Linked DNA regions of Homo sapiens: region 1 is linked to region 2. A link is a contact called in ENCODE Hi-C or POLR2A ChIA-PET data. All regions are on one chromosome and are shown on one strand. Each heading gives the region's core, a stretch centred on a gene start or an enhancer-like site at or near the end of the contact. The rest is flanking DNA. Distances are from core to core; before and after follow the strand shown. Region 1 holds the start of PRDM4 (PR/SET domain 4). Region 2 holds the start of ABTB3 (ankyrin repeat and BTB domain containing 3).

Region 1 (3,317 bases), core at 1-2,500, 440 kb before region 2:
TTTTTGCCTTTATTTTCCTCTGTAAGTATTATGGTTTTAGCTCTTACATTTATGTGACCTGATTTTTATGTTCACCTCTCAACTTAATAAAATTGTTCCAAAAGAACAGACATCCAAACCCAAACCTAGTGAAAGCATTCGGCCGGTAATAAGATACATCATCATTCTCTAGGCTCCAGATTTGAAGTGGCATTTCAGGGAATACTGTCTCTCAGTTGAGATGATGACCTTCTTGATTTAGATTTCTATTTGTTGTCAACAGAGAGCAAAACCAATGTGACCTGCCTGCCAATGTTCAGTGAAGTTTCCTCATCTGGAATGTGCTTTCCCCCCATGAGAAGTAAACGAAGGGAAACATTATGGGGGTTGACACCCCTCCCAGCTCTCGTCCAAAAGGTTGCATGTGCCTCTACCCTTTCACATTAGACTGAATTTTCAAAATTCATCAGTTCCCACTAGACTGCAGGCAGGTGAAGGTCAGGGCTTGTGCCTTGCTCTGTATCCCTAGGTTTGAGATGTAATTCAACAGACGCTTTGTGAATGACAGGAAGAATTCCTGGGTCTGCTGTTCTGCTGGTGTAAGGGAGCCACCAGGCAGTGTGGTGTAATTTCAACGTCTACTGCTCAGGAGCTTGGGACCACCTTCCTTTAAAGCCATCTCGGTACTCCTAGCGTTAGGCACAGTGCCTGGCGCGCAGTAGAGAACTGAGGGCAGAGAAAAGGGGAAGGAAATTTTGTTTAAAATCCCAAACCCCAGCATTTACGACGGGAAGCAGGGAAACTGGGCAGCCTTCAGGTGTAGCAGACGGCCGAAAATATTCAGGATAGAATCCCAATTCCTCCTGGGCAGCAGAGGCAACCCTCGGGGCCAAATCCCATACTTCGAATTTTGGGGGCTTTGTGTGGACCCATGCTTCTCTAGTAGGGGAATGTCATGAAGACGAAATCCTGAGTCTGCGGGATTTAGGGGATTCAAAACTCAATCCCTGCAGGAACAGCAGCCCTGGTCGCCTAGCAACCATGGGCCGATCGCTCGGCGCTCGATTCTACCCGGCCGGATGGAGACGCGGAACTCCCGGCCGAGCCTCTCGCGGCCAGTGCCTCTGCCGTGCGCACGCGCGGAGGGGCCTGGGCTGGGAGAAGGGCGACGCGGTGCGCGGGCGCCGCTTGCGGGCCGCGGCGGGGAGGGCGCACGCACGAGGGGCGGAGCGGCGGGCGCTGAGAGTGGCTGAGGATCCGGAAACGCGCCGCAGAGGGTGCGGCCCAGAGGAGGCCGCGGGCCGGGAAGGGCCGGGCGGGACGGGAAACGTTAGGGCAGCGGCCCCCGGGGTGAGGGGGCCGAGCGGACGGGCAGGGCCCCGAGGCGAACTCTGCCCGGATGAGGAACAAAGCAGTGGGGCAGGCGCGTGCGCCCCCAGCGCAGCTGGCAGGTGGGCTGCGCGCGGGCCCGGCCGGAGCGGGGCGGGGCGCGGCGGCCCGGCCTGCGGGCCGCGGGCGGGCTAATCCACAGCCCTTGGGTGGCGGTGTCGGCAGCGCCTGGGGCTTTCGGGTAGCTGGGATGGGGGCTGCGACCTTGTTGTGGTTTTGGTGACCGCTCTTGTCCCCACTCCCCCAGGTTGGGCAGCCCCCTTCCCGAAGCTTCTGGACGGAAGGCCCCAGGTGTTCCCCGAGATGCCCCAACCCGTGGCGGGGTGCACGGCCACCGGCCCTCGGGAGAAGTTGGGCGGCCCCGGGCGACCCCGGGGACGAGTGGCCGCGTCGGTGCAGCGGTTGTGAGCAAGATGTGGTAGCACGTGACCCTGGAACGCAAACCCTGATGCCTGTTCCCCACCACCCGAGCGCTCCTTTCTCTGATATTTGGCCCCAAGCCGATGCATCACAGGTGAGTAGGGAGGTGGGCTTCAGCACTGGTGACATCGTTGGAAACTCTGGCGAGTGAGTGTCCAGGGTCAGTGCCGTTGTTTTTGGTGCCATTGAGAAGGTTACAGGTGTGATTTGCAAAGGAAACAAATCCAGAAACTAGTGTTGGGTGGAATGTAATCTCATGCATCCTAATTTACTCCACATGTGGAAAGTTGTTCCCAGTAGCCACACGTTTATTGTTGGCTTGTTGACACCTTTTCCTGTGTCTTTCAGTTATTTGAGCGTTTAATATATTTTTCCGGATTCCAACGTGTATTGTTATCTTATTATGCTTCACCTTGAGTTTTGCTGGTATGGCAGGGACGATAGTGAGGGAATTAAGTTCTTAATTCTGCAAGCTTCATGCTGATGTTTAAGTACAGAAGCAGGCCACAGAAATTGTTGCATTTGGCTGTTTTTTCAAGGCCCTTTCAAAGGCCGTATGTTTAGAATAAGGAAGATAAGGCACAAATTCATTGAAATTATTGAAGCCCCACTGCATTTTTCAAAGTGGCTGCATTTCAGTTAGTTTATTATATTTTATGCGAAGAAAAAGGTGTAAAATCAGCAACTGGCAGATGGTTGCATAGGTCAGTTAGAAACACACACATAAACTGTAGAACTGTGTAGGAAATTATTTTACCCTAAATGAGTAGGGAAGATAGAGCTTAGTATCTTGATTCTTGCCTTCTTCCGGGATTGCTTCTTAGAATCTCATAGGAGAAAGAAAATGAGAATAGAACTGCATTTTAGAATGAGAAAGTCTTATGAGGATCATATTGTACATTCCCTTCATCTGCCTTCTCTCTGTGGGATACTCATTACCTTTGGTTTATGGCTGCTGAGGTCATCACGTTTTAGTGACTCACAACAAAGCAGAAATCTGCTGAGCCTCTCGCATTAAACTCTGGTTTGAACTGGTTTGAGAAGGCCTAGGAGTCAACCTAGAAACACCATGCTGATTTTTATCTTGAAATTAAATAAATATTCAGGAATTTTCAGAATGAGAGTTGAAGGTGCAGACTTGTAGTTGTACTTTTAAAAAAATATTGTAACCAATTTGTTAAGTAGGCTGTTACAGCTGTAGTGATTGTAGTGTTTTAATTATGGTTGTAGCTATAAAGAGTTAGGGAAAAGTCTGTTTTAAACCAACTCAAGCCCAGCAACTTTCAAAATTAAGGTAGATATGTTTTCTTTAGGCTACAGGGATTTTTTGCTTTTTTTGTTTTTAAGACACAGTCTCACTCTGTCACCCCAGCTGGCGTGTAGAGGTACAGGCAGAGCTCACTGTAGCCCCGACCTCCCCACTTCAGCCTCCCCTGTAGTTGGAACCACAAGCACGAACCACCATGCCTGGCTAAGTTAAAAAAAATGTTTAGTAGAGACAGGGGTCTCACTGTGTTGCCTAGGGACGT
Region 2 (6,001 bases), core at 38-2,537:
GCTCCGGGGCACCCCGGAGGCCACGACCCGCGAGTAGATGTCCCGGAAGAGGCTCTCCATGCAGGCTGTCAGGTAGATGGCGGCGTGCTCGTGGATGCGCAGCGCCACGCGGCTGTCCACCATCCAGCGATACACGCGGCCCACGGAGAAGGTGAGGCCGCAGCGGGCCGACTTGCCGCGGCCCAGGCGGTCGCCGCCGGCGCTGCTCATGTTGTAGAGGGACAGTGCGGCCAGCGCAGCCGCCGTACAGTGCGCGGCCAGGCCCCAGGACAGCACGATCTCCATGGCGCTCTGGATCTCGTACTTGGTGCACTTGGCGAAGCGCAGGCTCAGGCGCTGCGCCTCTTTGGCTATGCGCACCAGCGCCCGGCTCACCAGCGTCGACAGCTTGGCCAGCGCGTCCTTGGGCAGGCCGCCGGGGACCGCCGGGCCTGCCCGGGGATCCCGCGAACGCAGCAGCAGCGCCTCCAGCTCCTGGAGAGTCCAGGGGACCTCGTCTAGGTCCGGCAGCAGCCGCGAGCAGTGCTGGCCGGCGCAGTCCAGCCCCTCGGAGTCTTCCACCAGGGCAGTGTTGACAGTGTCAAAGCTGTTGTGCCGGCTGTGCATGGAGTCAGCTAGAGGCGGCCAGCAGCTCCCGCCATACGGGGACGCCGGGTGCGAGTCGGAACAGCACAAAGACAAGTTGGAGGAGCGCACCGAGTCCGCCGCGCCACCATAACCCGAGTCCAGCGTCAGATCCTCCAGCGTTCTCACCACGGGCTTCTTACCTCTCCTGGCCATCGCTGCGCCACTTCATGCTGCAGCCGCCTGGGAGCCAAAGGGAAGGAGCGGCGAGGAGCAGCGAGTGCCGCGGGGCGCGGGGAGAGCCGAGTCCGCGCCGCCTTGGCTCACTTTTCCACTAGCCGCTGCTACCAACTGTTAGTACTTTCGGCTGCCTCCCGGAACTGCCGCCGCTGGAATATACAGAGCAGACCCTGGAGTCATCTTCCAGAGTCCGGGCCGGAGCTGGGCGCAATGGGGAGCGAGCCAGGCCGGGAAGGAAGCTCCCGCCGGGGCTTGCCCCTTTCTTCCAAAATAAAAAGTGTCTAGACCGCTCTTCCCTGAGCCCCGCTGGGCGCAGTAGCCACCGGGCGCCGGCCACGGTGTTCGTGGGACTGAGACCACCCCAGATGCCGCCGCCGCCGCAGCTCCGCGGGCAGCTGGCTCCCGGCTCCCGGCTCCCAGTTCCCGGCCCTGGTTCGCTCGGCGCCAGCCTGCCCTGCACCGGAGCGCAGCAGCGGCCGTGGCGGCTGCAAACCTTGCCGAACCCCAGCAAACCCCGGGCAGCCAGTGGGACGGGCGTATGCAAAGCAGGGGCGGCGGAGAGCCAGTGGAATCGGAGAATGCTAATTACCTCGCTTTTTTTTTTTTTTTTTAAATCCCTCCTCCCCATGCGGCCCCGCCCCTCACACACGCCCCCGGCGGACACCGAGGCTGCAGGAAGTGGGGAGCAGTGGCCAGGGACTTGGGGAACCCTTGCAAGCGTAGAGACGTGGATGCTGCCCCCTGCTGCTGTCCCTGCCCGCATTCTCCCGGAGGGTGGTGGGTTGGGCCGGTGACCTCCCCACCTAGGTGTGCTCTCCACCGCGGTTCACAAGGTGTCTGCCTGACGGTCGCTCTCTCCCCTGCGGTTCGCATTTCACTTTTTTCCCCCCGTAACACCTGAAACATGGTTTTCCTCCCTCTCTATTCCCACTTCGGGTACGCAAACCAATTAGTGCGGCCCTCTTTCAGCCGGGGTTTGCTCCAGCATGGAGGGAAATAAGCCTGTCGAGCGGAGGCCCGTGGCGGTGGACACCACTGGGAGGCCGGATCTCCGGCCATTCGCCACCTGCCACTAGGGCGCGTTAACTCGATTCCTTTCAGTAGCCAGGAGGACCCTGTCCCTGCTTCAAAGTCCTGGGCGTGTGCTGCAGGGAGGGCTCAAGCACCACTTTGCCATCCTGGTGGGCATCTTTCCAAATAGCTCGGCCTTCTTAAAAGGAGTAAATTTGCTCAAAGGAGAATCTTCTTTCCTGACTAAAGAAAGATATAATATATATATGCATGGCTTAGCTGCATTCCTGTGTCAAATAGCATCGTGTCATCTACTTGTCTGTCCCCACCCACCCAGGCAGAAACCATATCTTACACACATGGGGATTCCTAGCTCCGCACACTGTGTCTCTCAGCTTAGAATCCCCTCCTATAGGAAGCTGGCCCAGATGTTTCAAGACTGGCTTCGGTGCTTCCACTGCCTCTATCCCCTTCTGTGGTTGCTGATTTCTGGGCCCTTGCAACACTAGGTTGCAAAAGCCTGGTTACTTGTCTGGATTCTACACTGGGCTAGGGGTTCCCATGCATAGTCCTGGCACAGTATAAGTGCTCAGTAAATATTTGTTGTAAATTGATGAAGGACGTAAGGATATGCTTTTAAATTGTTGCTTTGAATGTTCAACAATGGCCAACAGGTATATGCAAATATGCTCAACATCACTAATCATTCGGGAGATGCAAATCAAAACCACAATGAAATATCACTTCACACCTGTAAGGATGGCTATTATCAAAAAGTCAAAAGATAACAAGTGTTGGCAAGGATGTGGAAAAAAGAGAACCTTTGTACACTGATGGTGGGGTGTAAATGAGTACAGCCATTATGGAAAACAGCATGGAGGTTCCCAAAAATAAAAATAGAACTACCATGTGATCCAGCAATCCCACTTCTGAGTATACACCCAAAGAAAATAAAATCTCAGTCGAGTGCAGTGGCTCTCGCCTGTAATGCCAGCACTTTGGGAGGTTGAGGCGGGCAGATCACTTGAGGTCAGGAGTTGGAGACCAGCCAGACCAACATGGTGAAACCCCATCTTTACTAAAAATACAAAAATTTGCCAGGCATGGTGGTGCACACCTGTAGTCCCAGCTACTCGGGAGGCTGAAGCACAAGAATTGCTTGAACCCAGGAGGCAGAGGTTGCAGTGAGCCAAGATTGCACCACTGCACCTCAGCCTGGGTGACAGAGTGAGACTCCATCTCAAAAGAAAGAAAAAAAAAAGGAAAAGAACATCTCTGTCTTGAAGGGAGAGATGCACTTCCATGTTCATTGCAGTTTATTCACAATAACCAAGATGTGGAAACATATCTAAGTGTCCATCCACAGATAAATGGGTAAAGACAATGTGGTGTGTATATATCTGCAATGGAATATTATTCAGCTCTAAAAAAGAAGGAAATCCTGTCATTTGCAGTAACATCATGAACTTGGAGAATATTATCCTAAGTGAAATAGGCCAGACACAGAAAGACAAGTACTGCATGATCTCATTTATACGTCGACTCTTTAAAAAAAAGTTGAACTCATAGTAACAAAAAGTAGAATGGTGGCTACCAGGGGCTGGAGTGTGGGCAAAAAGGGGACAATATTGGTCAAAGGCCACAAACTTTCAGTTGTAAGATCAATATGTTCTGGAGAGCTAATGTATAGCATGATGACTATAGTAAATAATAACATGTTATATACTTGAAATTTGTTAAAAGAGTAGTCTCACATGTCCTCATCACACACAGAAGGTAAATATGTGAGGTGATGGATCTGTTATTTAGCTTGATTGTGATCATCATTCACAATGTACATGTATGTCAAAACATCACATTATCCACCCTAAATATAGATAATTTTTATTTTTCAATCATACCTCAGTAAACCTGGGTGGTGGTGGGAGTCAATAGACTTTCTCAGATAATCTCATGAATTGTCTCATGTTTCTCATACCAGTGAGCCTCAAATCTGCCATTGCCCTATAGCTGCTATGCTCATATACATGCTGATCACCTCCCACTTTGACTATTATACTTTCCTACCAACTGGTCTCCTGTTCTCCTGCCCCTACCTTCTCCAAACCATCCAGCCCAAGAATCTTCTGAAAGCCTTGTTTTCATTTTATCATTTTTTGTAATTATCAAAAAAGAAATTCAAAGGCTCTCCATTACCTTCCAGATAAAGTTTCTACTGATTAGCTGAATTTCAGGGATCTGTTTCCAGATCTCACTGTGTTTCCAGACTCTTTCCATAATATCATAAACCTTTATAAGGGATGGATGGCAAGGATGTGGAGAAAAGGGAACCCTTGTACATTGATGGATGGCCAGAATGTAAATTGGTACAGCCATTGCAGAAAGGAGTATGGAAGTTCCCCCCACCCAAAGAAAAAGAATAAAAATGGAACTACCATATGATCCAGCAATGCCACTTCTGAGTATATACCTAAATGAAATAAAATCTCTATCTTGAAGAGATATTTGTACTTCCTCTCTAGGGTCTCATCACCCCAGCCTTCTGAACACACACTCACACTCATGTAGACACACAGATATACACAGATACACTCACACACCTACACACAGAAACATGCATGCACTCATAGGCAGGCATACTCACATACGCATGCACCCTATGCTGCGGCCATCCTGAAATCGCTTGCTGATTTTCCAAGGTAACATATTGTCTCTTGCATCTGATATGCCTTTGCAAATGCTGCTCCCTTTGCTTGTGGCATTCTTCTCGCACCTCCACTTCTCCATCCTTCCTTCTCAACCATTAATGTTCAGATCCAAGCTTAGCTCCACTGTGTTTTCCCTGATGCTGCCTCTTCTCCACCAGCCCCGACCTGGGAAGGTGTCCCATTTCTGAGCTTAGGGCTTGTTCCCAAGGCCTTTCTCTCTTCTCTGTATGTTTCCCTGGTGATCTCACCTACCCCATGCCTTCAGCTACTATCATCTATCTAAAGTGATGAACACTCAGTAGAATGCAGGCAGCAAGAGAATCCTCATTTTCTCCATGAGGGAAAAACCTCATGGAGAGGGAAAAAGGGACTGAAAGCAATGGGCTGTATGTTGACTCTTTCACCAGGTTGACTTGGGTTCCAGTACTATCTCTGCTGCTTTTCCAATCGCGTATCCTGAAGTCGCTCATTCAATCCCTTTGCACATCTATCTCCTTGCCTTTGAAATGAACAAAGTAATCGCACTCACTTTATAGGGTTTCTGGGAGTGGGGAAGGGGGATTAAATGAGATTTTAAAAATATGCTCTGTAGGATTTGGCACAGTGTTCCACCTTGATAATAACCCTATAAATGTCTGTTAATAGCTCTCACATTTTCCTGTTTTCTGTAATAAGCATTTATTTCTTATAGAGTCAGAAGAAAAATAAAACAAATGTTTCATTAAAAATTCTACTTATCCTTCAAGACTGGGCTGAAATGCCACCTCCTCTAGGAGATTTTGCTATTTCTCAGCAGACATGCTCTTTCCTCTTCTTATGCTATAAATGTCTTCTCTCCCCTTGCAGATGGCACAATTCTTAAATGCAGGGATCTTGTCCACAACATAGTGCTAGTACGAATGAATGTGATCCTTAGAATTATGAATAAACCAAAGCACACGTCCATTTGGTTGACGAAGGTAAATCATTCATGATACTGTTAAGCAACTGGGAGTGAGTGATCCCAACACTGATAATAATAAACAAGTCAATCAAATGGTAAATATTAGCCCCATACTATTTGAAAATTCAGTGTCTGCAAGCACAAAAAATTAAGAAAGTTTAAGTCAGCCAAAATCCCATGCCATGGAGGTAACCAACATTAACAACTTCTTGTAGTATTTCCTTCTAGCCTTTTAATTTTTTCCCCAGCCTTTTTGTTTAAACACATATATTTTAACGTAATTGGGATTATTCTGCAAGTTATTTCACATTGTGATTTTTCCTCAAAAAATTTTCTCAAACTTTGTAGTATAATAATTTCCCCATGCCATCACATATTCATCCAAAATATTCTCTCTCTCTCTCTCTCTCTCTCTCTGTGTGTGTATGTGTGTGTGTATGTGTGTGTGTGTGTGTGTGTGTCTACAAGATATTCTTCCATTGTATGTTTATACTTTCATTGGCGTTCAGATTCCCCCTTTGGTTCTTTCTGCTTA

The links. A loop is a pair of places that touch in the nucleus more often than their neighbours do. ChIA-PET counts read pairs that join two places held with the same protein, here RNA polymerase II (POLR2A). Pooled maps may share reads with other maps.
Region 1: a map of naive thymus-derived CD4-positive, alpha-beta T cell shows a loop between it and region 2 (11-fold over the local background). The contact joins the promoter of PRDM4 here to the promoter of ABTB3 in region 2. A Hi-C loop is called at or near these places in 2 of 168 maps with a recorded cell type or tissue (both naive thymus-derived CD4-positive, alpha-beta T cell) and 8 of 50 pooled maps. POLR2A ChIA-PET finds 5 or more read pairs at or near these places in 1 of 52 experiments (activated CD4-positive, alpha-beta memory T cell).

The regions. Positions count from the first base shown.
Region 1 is chr12:107,759,070-107,762,386 of GRCh38, reverse strand. PRDM4 (PR/SET domain 4) reads left to right here and starts at 1,250. Exons shown (of 12, transcript NM_012406.4): 1 at 1,250-1,430; 2 at 1,616-1,882. The coding sequence starts at 1,872. It overlaps PRDM4-AS1 (PRDM4 antisense RNA 1), which reads right to left. Exons shown (of 5, transcript NR_120474.1): 5 at 2,419-2,615. RefSeq lists silencers at 960-1,539, 1,590-1,699.
Region 2 is chr12:107,313,720-107,319,720 of GRCh38, reverse strand. ABTB3 (ankyrin repeat and BTB domain containing 3) reads right to left here and starts at 1,287. Exons shown (of 17, transcript NM_001018072.2): 1 at 1-1,287. The coding sequence starts at 780. RefSeq lists an enhancer at 66-785.